2 separate regions of the Homo sapiens genome follow, and region 2 is linked to region 1. A link is a loop called in an ENCODE intact Hi-C map of the cell type or tissue named here. Cell type or tissue: heart left ventricle. All regions are shown on one strand.

Region 1 (8,000 bases):
AACCTCCACATGTCAAAGGAGGGACCTGGTGGGAGGTGATTGGATCATGGGGGTAGTTTCCCCTATGCTTTTCTCCTGATAGTGGGGGAGTTCTCATGAGATCTGATTTTTTTATAAGTGTCTGGCACTTCCCCCTTCTCTTTCTCTCTTCTGCTGCTTTGTGGAGAAGGTACTTGCTTCTCCTTTGCCATCTGCCATGATTGTTAAGTTTCCTGAGGCCTCCGCAGCCATGCAGAACTGTGAGTCAATTACATTTCTTTCCTTTATAAATTACCCAGTCTCAGGTAGTATCTTTATAGCAGTGTGAAAATGGACTAATACATTGGGTGTTTGAGTAGTTATTCTAAAGATATTTTATAGTGTCAAATTGTTTGCAGAAAACATTAACTCAAAGGGAATAAACTCATATTTTAGAGATCTGGTATAGTCCACCAAGGGAAAATACTAGCTAACATGATGGAATTATTTTCCAAAATTTCCGATCCTGAGGACAGTATTGTATGTTTTGGTGTGGGGCTGTGTGTGTGTGTGTGTGTGTGTGTGTGCACGTGCATGTGTCTATCTCAGCGTCCTCCCAGCCAACAATTTCCATTGAGCCTTTAGTGACTAGAACATGAGGCTGGTAGTGAGGACAGTTAATGCTGCATGCTCCACTCAAGATGAATGGCTGAATTATTGTGACATTAGCAAACAAGTAATTCGTTTCCCATGTCATTGTTCCTCATCTCAAGCTGGTTAGCCAAGCCTTTTCAAAATCCTGACTTGTTCAACCTGATACCAGTTACAGTCCATTTCAAGCTCTTCTGTATAAAATGCAATCTTGTCAAAGGGAAGACACCTGCTCCCAGCAGGAGGGTTGCTCACCAACTGCCAAAGCCTTTGTTACAGTGTCTAGAAACAAAATGATCTTTCCATCTGGAATGTGTCTGCCACCATAACTGCCTGCCTTGAGTTGACTGCCAACCTGTGGTACCAGAACGAGACAGAGAAACATGGGCAGAGAGTGTTGGGAAATGGATTTCTATGAACTCTTGACATTGTGATTTTAAAGCTAATTTTCTCTGAATGAAGAGCATGGGTGACCTCAGCAAAATACACTTACGTCTAGATCTGATTTCTCCTTTCGTGATCCCAGTTCTATCTTATTTACTTCTTATCGCTTATTTTGAATTTTTACGAAACCTCATATACTTAGCAGTGGCAGAGATTCGAGTTACCCCGAGTTACCCGCAGCAAATTCAGTCCTTGCCTCCTCAGAAGAAAGAATTCGACTGATGGGCATAAGACAGAAAAAGAGACAGAGGCAAGTTTCAGAGCAGGAGTGGAAGTTTATTAAAAGGCTTTATAACAGGAAAGAAAGGAAAGAACCCTTGGAAGAGAGCCTAGTGGGCACCTGAAGGTCAAAGAGAGGAAAGAAGTGGCTTTAGCCTTGATTCTGGGATTGTATAGGCTCGCCTTTTCCCCCATGATTCTCTCCTTAGGGCTTTCCACATGCGCGGTGCCCTCTTTACCCCTGGGAATTGAGCACACACAGTGTGTTTAGGGAATTTTACGCATGCCCATCTGAGGCTTCCTTCCTTTTTCTGGTGGAGTGTACCCGGAAGATCATACTTCACCATTTTTATCTCTTAATGTGCACCCCCAGGAAGTTGCTTCTCCCTGGGATCTGCCTTTAATTAACATGTTAACAGGTGTAGACCTTCAGGAAATGGCCTCTCCCTGGCATTGGCTTCCAATTTATCACTTTTAGAGCGGCAATGCAATAATTGCCGAACCATCACCCAACATTTCTAGTGGGTCAGGGGAGAGCTCTCTCCTGCCCCACTCATGGCTAACTACCTATAACAATATTAATTTTCATTTTTTTTCACAGAAAACACACTCCTATTTGGGGTCCCAAAAACCAGTGGGCTGCTGCTTTTCTTCACCTCTCCACCCCACTCCCCACCCCGTGCCACTCTGGGCTACCAGGATCCTCTGACCCCCTCAGTCCTGGAAAGCAACTGCATCACACAGAATGTACACAAAGGGATCCATCCCTTTGCGTTGAGGCTCTGTCACAGGAGGCTCCTTTTTCTAACATCCAATTGCCCAGCATCCCATTAACTATGCAACTCTGCTAAGAACTTACCATGGGTGTCCCTCTGTGGAATTTGCTGTTACTTAACACTGTGAGTCACGTCCATTTCGTGGTTAATAGATGCATGTTCCAATGCCAATTCCCTTCCCCAGATTGGAAATTACCAGTGTGCTCATAATTTCCACTACCTGTCCCTCAGAGTTACAAGGAAGCAGAGGGCTTCTGAAAAGTTAGGCTTTATTTCTGTCTTCACTGGTTTGGGCTCAAAATGTAGCCAGATATAGTTTTTGAGTGGCAGATTTTTAAAATTTGCACAATGGAAAATGTACACCAATATAAAGAAAGTATTTTAATTAAAATTAACAAATATTTTTAAGATACTGTTTTCTACAGAAACTCATTTAAAAGAACTGTAAGATTTCATCTAGGGACATCTGTCTTACGTAATTGCCGTTAATGGGATAAAGGCCACCCACTTTGATGCATGAAGGTAGGATACTGAGAAAGAAAAACTTGAAACTTAACTACCTTAAGACATTCTGTAAATTGTAAAGCATAACACAAATGCAAAGGATTGTTATTTTAATTGACCCCAGGAATTAAATTTTTAAAAATTGTCTAAATACCCTTGGTCTCCAAAATTGGGTATAATCCTAAAAAACAGCTCTTACCGAACCACAATACAAAAATCTCTCCCCTTTGTACTAATCTCTTCCTCTAAATTTATTTCCTTTGCAGGTAAATAACCTCCCATTGGTTTCATCTTTGCATCCTATTTGATTAAAACAACACTAATCACCAGCTATTCTAGCTCACTCTTAACAAACTATTGTGTTGTAACAAGTGTGGTTTCGTTTATTTGCTTTTCCCCCTCTAGGGAGAAAAAAAAGGATGAGAAAAGGTAGATATCAGTTTGAGGTCAGCAAGGAGATTTATACCTAAACTACCAGGGGAATCGACACCATTTAGCCATAAAGCATTTTCCCCTGCAAGCTCAGGAAGTATTTCCAATTATTTACAAACAGATAACATTGTGTAGCTCCCTCAGTATTACAGATAAGTCAACCAAAAACAACTAGTTTGACAAAAATTGCCCAGCATCCCATTACCTATGCAGCTCTGCTAAATACCCATCATGGGTGTCCCCCTGTGGAATTTGCTAAGAAAACATAGTGGAATGAGTTGCCCTCTAGAATTCTGGAAGTCATGGGATCAGCAGCAGGAAATGGCTCATATCATTGATGCACCAACTATATCAATTGAAAGATTAGTTGTTGTTTCTGTGTGTGTGTGTGTTTCTGTGTGTGTGTGAGAGAGAGAGAGACAGAGACAGAGAGAGAGAAGGCAAGAGAAAAGAGAGAGGGAGAGAGCATAAATAGATGGTAAACATGCAGCAAGCGTAAGCAAATGTTCTAGAGCTTCCAACTGAATGAATGTTTTATTACAATCTGTCCAGAGACAGCTCAGCTTAGTGATCACTAGAGAAAGGCCTTTCTTCTGGCTCAGCTTTTGAGAGTGAAAAGTTATTTTCCTCATCTTAAGGTAGATAAATTCCTATTGTACTATGGTACAATCGGGAAGCAATTCAGCCATGCTAAGCCTGAGACTCTAAGACAAAATAAATGACTCTAGTTTAGTGGTGCATATTTAAAATTCTACAAAGCAACAGTTTTGAAAGTTTACCTTTTATTTTCCGCTTTTCTAAAATGCTTCCTCTACAGATGCTGAGAGAGGTCCAGGTCACTTCTGTGTTTGGGGGCTCTTGGTATATTATAAAATACAATTCACATTGAATGGGAGCCCCTGGGCACAAGAGACTCTACACCTGTCACTCTTCTGATAGGTTTACTTCATTTCTACCAGTTCATGGTGCTGAATAAATCTTAGCAGTGGGAAGTGATTGGAAAAATAGGTGGTTCTCACCAGTGGTTCTCACAGTCAAGTGTCACCTGATTCAGAATGATCTGAAATTCCCATTAGAAATTCAGATTTTAGAGGCTCATGTTAGACCATGTGAGGCAGTCTCTTTGGACTGGTTCTCAGGAGTTTGCATTTATTACAATGCTTAGGTGGCTGTTTTGGGCACAGAAATGTTTGAATATTTGAGAACCATTGAGGTAAGGGGTGGGGACTGAGGGCAAGGAGGCTTGATTTCAGATGTTATTAAAGTTGCTGCTAAGAATCACCATTCTGCTTCCATTCTGTGTGAAAAGACCACCTTTCAATGTCTATATTTTTATTGTTTGTTTTTAGAAAGAGGGTTTTACTTCTTCACCCAGGCTGGAGTCCAGTATCAGGATCATAGTTCATTGCAGCCTTGAACTCCTAGGCTCAATTGATCCTCCCCACTTAGTCTCCTCAGTAGCTGAGACTACAGATGTGCACCACTGTGCACAGCTAATTTTTGTATTTTTGTAGGGATAAGGTCTTGCTATGTTGCCTAGGCTGGTATCAGACTTTTGACCTCAAGCAGGTCTCCTGCCTTGACCTCCCAAACTGCTGTGATTATAGTCATGAGCCACTGGTACTGGTCCCAATTTTGTTTTTTTAAACCAAACTGTTTCTGCCATCATGATGAAACACAAGAAGCAGGTACTTTGAACCCAAGGTGCTCCTGCTGTTTCCTTCCTGGTAGGTTCTTGTAGCCACTAGAATGAAGAAATAAGCATTTTTCCTCTGGAAAAGCCTTCTTGCAATATTCTTCAAAAAACCCTGAGAAGGGCCTGCACATAGCTATGCCTGTCAGGAATTGACCCTGTGGGACAGAAGCTACCACAGAGGTGAAGAAGGCAGGATAGCAGGACAAGAACTATGTTATCCCTGAGTTGTCCCACTTAACACTGCCCTCTGCATGACTCAGGGAATTCACAGGCTAACATTCTGTCACAGGAGTGAGATGGAGGCTCCGAGATTCAGGGCCAATGAGAATATGTTGTTCCTGTGAACCTGAACTAGGGTGGGTTCCTCCCCTCCCCCACAACACACTATATTTTACTTGAATATGGAAAGAATATCTTCAATGAGTGCAAAAATGCCTGGCCTCTTCCATGGAAAGGATCTAGACAGTGTCCAAAGACAACAGAACTAGACTAGCCCTGGGACTGTTTACAAGGAGTCCCTGCATGGCATTGAAAATGACACCAGATCGCCATCCAGGCTTGGGAGCGTCTTGGCTAAATTGCACCCTTGAATGAGATGGGGTAAAAGCTGTAGGTAAACTATAAAGCAATGCATGTGTTGGTTGCTACTCTTACCATTAAGAGCAACAAGCAAATTACCAGATGGTGTCATTTGCTAAGTAATCACCTCTTTAATAGAGTGATTCTATCTGCACTGGGGCTGTTAGCATGTCAAAACAAAGCTTTTTGAACCTAGAAAAGTTGTGCCTTGTGCTGGCATTTGTTTTGATTCTGAAGGTTACACTACATACTGTAACAGAAGATTTGGTGTACTGCTGAGAAATTATTTATTCCTCTGATTCCCTTCCTCTCCACTGAAATTCTTCAAAGCCCAGTACAAGTGTCACCTTCATAAAGTCTTGTGATGGCCCTCTCTCCAGCCAAAATTAACTGCTCATTCCATTTTAAAGGTTTTACAAGCACTTGCTATCTGCAAATGGCTATACAGGCTCATGGAGAAGTAGAGATGCCTCTCTGCTTGGTAATGACCTCCGGAGATCTGGGCCATGACATCTCTACTTCTCCATGAGCCTGTATAGGCATTTGCAGTTAGCAAGTGCTTGTAAAACATCCACTAAATTTAAGTTTGTAGTTCTACAACAGAAGTCACAAATTGGCAGGCCATAGGCTAGAAATACCTTTCAAATGTTGACATGATATTATGTCTATTAGCAGATTTCACATAGAACTCTGGATATCTGGCATCTCCCATGAATATAATCAGCTCAAACAGAGTAGCAGCTGCCCCAACTGGAGGGGCCACACTACCTCTAATTTTCCACAGTTGCTTGCTTTTTAATCATTTGTTTTACTTGCCAGCCACTGTGGGCACCCTTCTCACAAAGACACCTCTTTTTTTTTTTTACCTTCTTATATGTTAGCCAGGATTAAATGCCTCCATGTGTGGATGGATATCTGTGCTTATGAGGGAGGCAACTCAGAGCCAAAACTATATGTTTGCCTGGATCAATTATTTATAGGCCAAGTGCCAAGTAATCAATTAGTTTGCTGTGCTCTATGACTTAATTTTGTTTTTAAGATGACAAAATGTGATCTGATCATATTTTGGTTAATTGTTTAAGGCAGCAGTCCCCAGCCTTTTGGGGACCAGGGACTGGTTTTGTGGAAGATAATTTTTCCCTGGAAGTGGGGGTGGGGGGTGGCTTCAGGATAAAATTGTTCCACCTCAGATCATCAGGCATTAGGTTCTCATAAGGAGCATTCAACCTAGGTCCCTTGCATGTGCAGTTCACAATAGGGTTCATGTTCCTATGAGAATCTAATGCCACCGCTGATCGGATAGGAGGTGGAGCTCAGCCAGTAAGGCTTGCTTGCCTGCTGCTCACCTCCTGGTGTGCGGCCTCGTTCCTAACAGGCCACAGACTAATACCCATCCTTGGCCCAGGGGTTAGGGGCCCCTCGTTTAAGGCTTATTGGCTTTTGTGGAATACTAATCGAGCTTCAACAAGAAGTCAGTACAGATACAATTAATATCATCATTCACACCTAGTTCTCACCAGTCTAAGTTTTCACTAGCTTTTGACACTTTTACAGAGTCTCCTTCCTTAATTATTCCTAGGAATCCCCACAAGGGTTTACAAGTTGACAAGGTTTTCTCTACCTGAGGTTTCTGTTTCCCTACTTCCTGTCCCTTTCCTCCACCTGTCCCAGGCTGGTTTCTGACCCCTTTGGCTTAGAGAGCAGTTCTGATAATGGCCTCCAGGTCACCAAGTACAATGGATATTTTTTCAATGCCCTTTGTATTTCATCTATTGGCAATCCTTCCACTGTCGTCCATACTCCTTTTTCTTGAAGCTCTCTTATTCTTTGGTCCTTGTGATAGCACACCCTTCTTATATTCCTTCTAGCTATTCAGTTTCTTTGTCTAAAGCCTTTTCTTGAATATTTCACTCTGCTGACCATTAATATTTGAGTTCTTCAAGATTGAACCTTAGCCCTCTTTTCTTTTAATTCTCTATATTCTTCCTAAGAAACTTATTCATGTCCTCTACTTTAATTACTAGTCATGTGCCAGTCATATCAAAATATGTATCTATAGTCCGTATCTTGTCTTTGGGTTCTAAACCATTAATTACTAGTCATGTGCCAGTCATATCAAAATACATATCTATAGCCCATATCTTGTCTTTCGGTTCTAAACCATACAGGCCATTACCTACATGGCATCTTCTCTTGGATGCCTCATGAACATCTCAAGTTTAACTTATCCCAGAACAAATTCATACTCCCTCCAAAATTAGTCCTCTTTCAGGGTTCTGTAGCCCATTAAATATCACAGCCATCTAGTTATGCAAGTGAGAAAGCTGGGAATGATCTGCCTCACCTACCTTCCTACCATATGATGTCCCTCACCAAACCTGTATATTCTGTCTCCCAGATATCTTGAGCCTGCCCCATGAGTCTCCATCTTTGTCATCCTCTCCTAGTCCTGGAGAGCACAGTAGACTTCTCCACATTTTTAAATGCTGTATACTCCCTTCCTACTATAAGGCCTTTGCTCACATAATTTCTTTCTTCTGCTCACATACCTCTATCCTCAAACTGTACCTCTTCAACCAATTATTCCTATATCTTCTTTAGCTGTTAATTAAACATCATTTATCCAGAAAGTCTTTCTTGACCCTCTGTAATTCACTCGGTAATGGCGCTAATTATAGTTTTTAATTATAAACTCATTTTTGTGACTGATTAATATCTCTTTCCCACAGTGTGTTTTTGCT
Region 2 (8,000 bases), 59 kb after region 1:
TAAAACCCAAACCTTTGGTTCCAGTAACACCCCCTGCTCTTTTTGTCCCTCTAGCTTAGGCATGATAGTGGCTTCCTGCTGTTGCTAATCTCTGGGTTTCTCATCATCTTCTGATTGGTGCTCAGCTCCTTTATCACTTGGGTTACCACCTCCCTGCATTAAATTCTGTCTGTTGGAAATGCTTGAAGAAGTTGATGTTTTCCTGGCTAGACTTTCATTTATTCTCACATTGGGCCACTGCAGCTTCTATCAGCATTTTCTTTCTCCTCAAGTCAACATGAGCTTGCATTTATCAGAGAAACTTAGTTCATGAAACAGAACCCCATTAAAACTTTTGAAACAAAAATGTAAAAAAGATACAGTCATTAAAAAGATAAAAGAGCAGCATGTATTACCAATAGGCAAGAAGTACGACTAGGAATCATGAGAGAGTTAGACTAGAAAGTTCCTCCCCTTCATCTTTTCTTTCTGCAGAAGAGAGTAAATACGACAGAAAGCAGTACCCTCAGCCCCAGTCCTACATAACTTCCCAAACCCAGTGGCCAAGATGAGCTACCTAGATCTCCATTTTCCTGTTATCAAGCTCTGCTTGTTTCAGGTGTCTAAGCTTCATGTAATCAGCTGTAAACAGGAGTGGGGTGTGGATGAGGTCCAGACTCTGCAGCTGGCTGAGCTGGAGAGGGTGGGACAGCTTCTCTGAGAAAGAGCACATGGGTGAGGGCACCTTGATGAGCAGGTCCCCTACAAGCCTATTATTTAGGGATCCTAAAAATATATGGACTCCCTGTTTCTAAAAATTTGACACACTAGTGTGAAAGAAATGTCTTAATATAGGACACATAAAACTGTGGGATAAATTATAAAACAACAACAACATCCTTTTAGTTCATGGCTGAGCAGATAGCAGAGTTAGGAAAACCACTGGGGCCTGAAATGAAGAAAAGTTTCCTCTATGAACGGAGGGAAGTGGGGAAACGGGATCAAGGAATGAATATCAAGTATTGGCACTGGGGAAGTTTTATTATACAGTTGTTCCTTGGTATTCCATGAAGGATTCATTCCTTGTGGATACCAAAATGCCCCATACTCAAGTCTCTTATATAAAATGGCACAGTATTTGCATAACCTATGCACATCCTCCCATATACTTTAAATCATCTCTAGATTACCTATAATACCTAAAACAATGTAAATGCTATGAAAATAGTTCTTGTACTATTTTTAAGTTTGCATTATTTTAAATTTTGTATCGTTATTTTTAATTGTTTTTTAAAATATTTGTAATCTGTGGATTGCAGAATCTGCAGGCAGATGCTGAAACCATGAATACAGAGGGACAACTATGTAAGCTCGTTAGTGAGTATAAGTGGATTCATTTTATTATGATGATTTAAACTAAGTTAAATATAAATATATGTATATATACGCACATATAGTATATTTCATGAAATAACTTTAATATATTTAAACTGGAAATGCTTCTAAATCTGTCTATAATTGGTCAAAGCTTAGTTTTGAAAGAATACACGTTTTTCAAAATGTGTTCCCTGCTCCCTATTTCTGTTATTGCTGCTACAGAGAACCATATGCAGCTGTAAATCTCCAGGCTTTCCCCACTCTAACATGAAAATTTGTTGCAGAATGATTGCTATGAAATGCCTCTTTTTCTTTACTACCATGGTAGAAGATTCCTATAAATTTTCTTATCTTTTTGATGAAAAGAAAGTAATGTATGAGACTCTTCCTTATTACTCAAAGGTGTTTTGAGCCCATGGTCCTTTCTTGTGGCTTAACATCAGCATGTACCTTGCCACAGCAGGGGTGGATGATACATATCCACTTACCTTCTCACTGGCGTTTCTGGTTTAATGTTGAATTCCTACTCCAGGGGAACTTACTAGTAGAAGATACATCCATGGGTTCCAAGGCTTCCCGTGTCGTTCTCTTTTGGTCCCTACTCCGCTCTCTTTGTCTATAGTGTCAGTGTCTATCCTCTTGTCCCAGCCTATGAGGTCCTCCAGTTTCCCATACAGTTTCCTTTTAGCATTTTCAGGTGATAGTTGCCTCTTCATCTTATCAATAATTGGAATATCAGCAGACCCTCTACTCTTAAACTAATTTACCAGGACAGTGCGTTCATCATTTTCAGCATTGAATTTTTTGGCTTTCACATCACTCTGATCTGCACTTCTGTGTATATGAACCATAGTTGGAAGTCAGATATGGCTCTGAGGTCAGTCATGGTCACTGTTGCTCCAATTTGGGTGGCCAAGTGTCTCTCAAAACATGGCATCTTTCTAGTGTTCCTGGGAACAACCTTTCCCTAAGGGTTTATCTTTGGCCACATGTGTTCATGTAGCATTTGCAGTGGTGTTCTGGAAGGGCTCATAATAGCTAATGAGAGCCCATTGTCAAATATTCAGGAATTTTGTGACCCAGTTTTTAAATCACAGTTTAAAATCAGTCATGGTGGGAGTATGCACACCATGGAAATTGACAAATACTATAAATCAGGGCTTCCCCTGCCCAATCTGAAATCAGTTTACCAGCACACCACTGCATTCGGGTAACTAAAATAAAAATAATACAAATAAAGGGATATTTTTAAAAACATAGGTAATCTGGCAATGTTTATTATTGAGAACACTTTAAATTTTTTTTTTTTTTAAGATTCAGCCGAAAAACCACTCAAACAGGTAAGTGAAGATTGCCTAGAGGAAATGAAAAAATGCTACATATAAAATAAAAAGGTTGATAAAATAGCCTTTGTCAAAACTAAAAACTTCTCATTAAAAAGTACTGTTAAGAAAATAAATAGGTAAGCTACAGACTGGAGAACATAGTAGTACTTTATCTAGAATGTGTAAAAATATCTATAAATAACCAAAGCATAAAAAGATAACAGCTCAATAATGAAATGGAAAAAATATTTGCATAGAGAGTTCTCGAAACAAAATATGCAAATGGCCAATAATCACATGGAAATAGGATCAACATCATCATAAGGGAAATAAAATTAAGCCTGTAATTGTGTTAGTCCATTTTGTGTTGCTGTAAAAGAATATCTGAGGCTAGCCAGGTAATTTATAAAGAAAAGGGGTTTATTTTGGCTCACAGTTCTGCAGACTGTACAAGAAGCATGGTGCCGACCTCTGCTTCTAGTGAGGTCTCAGGAAGCTTACAATCATAGTGGTTGGTGAAGGTGGGGCAGGCGTGTCACATGGTGAGAGAGAGAGCAAGAGATAGAGGGAGGAGGAGATGCCAAACTCTTTTAACCAGCCAGCTCTCATGTTAGCTAATAGAGTTAGAACTCATTCTTTACTGCAAGTAGGGCACCAAGCCATTCATGAGGGATCTGCCCCTGTGACCAAGACACCTCCACTAAGCCTCACTCGCAACACCAGGGATCATATTTCAACATGAAATTTGGAGGGGACAAACATACAAACTACATCAACAACAAAATGTCACTTCACATCTGTTAGAATGGCTAACAAAGAGGGCATCAAGGATGTGGAACAACCAGAGCTCTCATATTGTGCTGGTAGAAATGAAAAACGTTGTGAGTACTTTGGAAAACTGTTTGGCAGTTCCTTTTAACGTTAAACATACGTCTACTCTTTGATCTTGCAATTCTACTCCTACCCAAGGCAAATGAAAACATACCTACAAAAAGACTTGCATAAGAACCTTTATAGCAGCTTTTAATCACAATAGTTCCAAACTGGAGACTCCCCAAATGTCCATCAACAGTAGGATGAATATACACATTGTGTTACATGTATATAATGGAATAGGACTCAGCAATAAAAATGAATAAATCATTGAGGCATACACCAACATGAATGAATATTAAAAACCTGTTAGGCAAAGGAATCAGACACCAAAGACCACATACAGCCTGCTCCTGTTTATATGAAGTTCAGCAACAGACAGAACTAATTTTTGAAATGAGAACAGAGTTGACCTTGCAGGGGATGGATTTGGTTAGGAGTAACTGGAAAGGAACATAAGGCCACTTTCTGGGATGATGGAGATATTCTGTGTCTTGATTACGGTAGTGGTTTCACGGGTGAATATATTTTTCTAAGCTCATTATCTATATGTAAATTTAATTCAGTAATAATAAATTTTAAAAATAGAAATAAGCGCCGCCCCCCACCCCCCACAAAAAAATAGCAACTTAAAGAACCAAAATGAAGTATTTAATCAAGTCTCAGGACAATGAGGAAGTAACATCTTATGTGGTTTAATGATAATATCATACAGAGTGTTAGACTGTAAGACAAAAAGAACAGATAGCAGAAAGCAATTTAACCTTCTACTATTATACATTTAGCATGATATTATGTTCAAGCTCTCCACCAATCATTTTGTTTTATATTAATGATTCCCCAGGAGAAGTAGTTTCACTTCTGGCTTTTTAAAAGTAGTTTGGCCTGTTTACTCATATTAGTAGAAACAATACATTCAATAAATCATCACAGCCTCCCACGTTCCTTGGCTGGCATAAAGCTGCTGACTGACGGTGTAGCCGCCAGGCTCTGTAGGACCTGCACCACCAGGCTTGCTAATTGCTACACAGCCAGGCAGATTTGAAGAGAAGATTATAGGAGAGGAGGCAGGGAGATGAGGAAGTGTGCCAGGAATTATGGAAGATGGTAAGGGCAGCCGAATCAGCATTTCTGAAACTAGGTGTGGTTTGTCTACCTTGATGTGCACATGGGCACCACTGTACTCACAGAACAACATGGTTTCTGTGTTTTTCATCAATATGAGCAGTGTCCGTGGCCATTTGACACAGTTTTCCCAAGTCCCAGACTTCTGGGATAGCTTTGGCTTAACTATTAAGATAGCTTCAGCTCATTCCTCATTTTGATGACCACACTTTAACTGTTTTTGGGGACATTTCTGAGAATTCCTAGATGGTCCCCATGTGTCCTGGTGTCAACTGACAGCATTCTCCCAGCCTGGCTCACTTTCCCAGTCCTCTCTGGCCTCTGGGTCCCTGTGACCTGCAGTGTGAGCACAGTGTACCCAAAGCAGCCTTGTCACCAGGTGGATCCTAAACTTAATGGCTCTTCAAGCTCTTTTAAAGGCATGAGGAAACCTGGAGAGTGATTGTAGCATTTGTTGTCTTAGTCTGTTCTGGCTGCTGTAACAAAAATACCATAAACTGAGGGGCTTATAAGCAACAGATGTTTACCTTTCACAATCCTGGAGGCTGGAACATTCAAGATCAAGACAGGTTTGGTGTCTGGGGAAGACCCACTTCCTAGTTCATAGAGGGCCATCTTTTTGCTGAGACCTCACATGGTGGAAGGGGTAAGGGAGCTTTCTGGGGTCTGTTTTATAAGGGCACTAACTCTATTCATCAGGGCTCTGCCCCATGATTTAATCACCTCGCCAAAGGTACCACCTCCCAATACCATCCCAGCAGGGTTGGGATGTCAACACATGAGTTTGGGGGAACACACATTGAAACCACAGCAGCTGTGCAACGTCACAGTTGCTGAGCTCTCAGTATTGGCAGATCCCCATCATCCTGTCCTGAGAGCTCCTTCCTTGGGCCCTGGCTTCCTCATCTTATTGCTGGCACCTGTGCTTTCCTTATTGAATCTCCTTTCCACTCTTCTCTTCCCCACCCTGTTACTGAGACCGGAACAGAGGAAAGGAAAAACTCATTTCACATGACAGCAAGCTCTTGTCATTATTATTGCCTTACCGTGCACAGTAATTTAGGTTCTCTTGTCTTAAGAACCCCATTCCTGGCCATGCCCTTGCCTCTCTAACCAGGAATCCTTTAAATAAAAGTGTCCTGCCCTCTCTCTTAATCTTTGCACACCTAGACACCCTACTCACTATACTCAAAAAGCTGCCTTCAGTTTCATAAAATAGTATTTTTGGCTTCCTTTTAATTCATTTTTTATGAACTTTGACTTTGTTTTCCTGATACAGGGGATAGTTAGGTTAGATGTTTGTGGAAGTTCAGCATTCTATAGAACATAGTTTAACTTACAATAAGAGAAAAAGGAGAGCACACAGCTCAGAGCCATCCTGTCTTCATTTCCTTCTTGCCTGGCTGTGTAGCCACTTTTATTTTTATTTTTTTATTTTTCAGGTGTTACTTTAATTTTTCTCTATTATGGGCACTGAGGTTGGATAAGCATGGGTCTGCCTCTGTCACTGCTTCCTCCAGGCCAGCAAGGCCCATGCAATGGAACTGAGCTAACAGACAGCAGTTCTGGCCACAAAGATGACCCCACTCAGCAGCCAGCCCGTGATGAGCCTGCACATTCATGTTCAACACTTTACCGCTGGCTGCTTGCTTTTACACCAGCTCTCCTATCTGATCCCACATGAGAAGGCTGCTGGAGGAATCAAAGTTCTCTGTACCACTAAGTTTAGCCTTATCCAGTGTTTTCTGACCACTGTTTTTTGAACCCTGATCTCCCCCAAAAATAGGCTTTGCCAATTTTTTCATATCAAATAAGAAAACTCCAAGGCCACTTGCTCTTCGCTCTGGCCTCCACTGCCTTGGTTTTATAATGTAGCAAACCCTTCTTCCACAAGACGCCTGAGCCCTGGGTGAAGCTGTTTTCAAGGAACAGGGTCACACATGGCTGCCCGGCCTGGCAGGCCTGCAGGCTTGCTGGCTAAGGCCAACTATAAACAAACCTGGATTAGCATTTTAAAACAGGTTTCACCAAAAGGATAACTATTTGTCATAGAAGAAAATACTACTGATTGGAGCACACTCAGACTGCCTTTAGACATTCTCCCATGCCTGTGTCCTACTTTCCTGGGGCAGTATTACAATATTTACCATAAAGCTGAGCATGAGCGTGGGGTCTGTGAAGTTCTGAGTTTACTGGCATACTGTCTTTCTTCCACTGCAAGAGATTAAGAAACTGGAGCTGAAAATGAAAATGTTCACTCACATTTTCTACACCAGCACACCAGAGGAGACAGCAATAGCTTCTTCCTTTTTCTTTTTCTTAAATAAATAGCACAAAGAATTGCAGCCAGCCAGCTCAGCTTGGGCCAACTTTAAAAGCCCACCACCAGATCCCCACCAAGATAAGCAGCCCCCACACGGAGGTGATCCACCATCATCTCTGAGAGATAACTAGGAAAAAAAGGAGAGATGCTTTTACAAAAATATCATGATTTGGCTCCTGGAGAAAAGGAAGGGCAAAATGCAAGTGGTGTTCCTTCTTCTCACCTTGGTGGCTTCCCCAAGTAGAAGAATTAATAGGCTTAGGGCTTATTAAGGTGAAATCAAAAGGAGAGAAAGACAGAGAAACTGTAATAACAATGGTGCTAGAGACTCTGAGGGTTTCCAGCAGGCTCATTTGTTTCAAGGAAGAACATTTAGGGAGAGGTGGATCCCCCTCTGTCTTCATTCAGCTTCAAATGGAAGAAGAAAAGCAGGAAGTATATAGCTAATATAGAAGGTATGATCCAAAATGTTGAAAACAATTCCACCTTTTCTTGCATAAACATTTATTGAATGTGTATTACGTGGCCAGCACTGTGATTGATATGGGTGATATTAATGAGATTCAATCATTGAGCTTATCTTTGTGAAAGAAGCCCTTCCACTTGCTGAACTGCTGAGACAGCCTCTGACGATTCGAATGAATCAGATGCTAGCCACAGTTCAAATGTCCTGTTGTGGACCATTTCTGAGCCTCTGTAATGGAGTTGCGGCAGTGATTTCAGAATCAAGCTAACCTACTCTAATTTTGGAAGCATTTATCTTAGCCTTTCCACCCCCCTCCCCACTTTCTACATCTGAATTGTTTGCACCACACTGATATCACTTATGTGAAATGCTAACCAAATTTCTTTCCCACATTCGACCTCAGTTTCTCCATATGTGTTGTTATAAAATCATCTGGTTCTGAGTCATTCAGTCTCTTGGCAGATGCTCAGTGCACTTGAAGCTAGTACGTGCTTGTTTGAAGTCCTTATGGTTCAGTCCTCCCTGTCTGTCA

The links. Peaks named below come from ENCODE experiments on the same cell type or tissue, not always from the same donor. Only the 100,000 strongest peaks of a DNase experiment are listed, where the experiment ranks them.
Region 2: a loop joins it to region 1, with 2.9 times the contacts of the local background. A loop is called at or near these places in 2 of 110 quality-filtered maps.

Annotation. Positions count from the first base shown.
Region 1 is chr15:47,880,268-47,888,267 of GRCh38, reverse strand. It overlaps LOC124900354 (a long non-coding RNA gene), which reads right to left and starts at 3,905. Exons shown (of 3, transcript XR_001751516.3): 1 at 3,764-3,905. In heart left ventricle, no CTCF peak of the experiment used is centred here; no DNase peak of the experiment used is centred here.
Region 2 is chr15:47,820,915-47,828,914 of GRCh38, reverse strand. It overlaps LINC01491 (long intergenic non-protein coding RNA 1491), which reads left to right. Exons shown (of 5, transcript NR_120336.1): 3 at 1,299-1,344. Among named protein-coding and RNA genes, the nearest start is that of LINC01491, 21 kb to the left of the region's middle. In heart left ventricle, no CTCF peak of the experiment used is centred here; no DNase peak of the experiment used is centred here.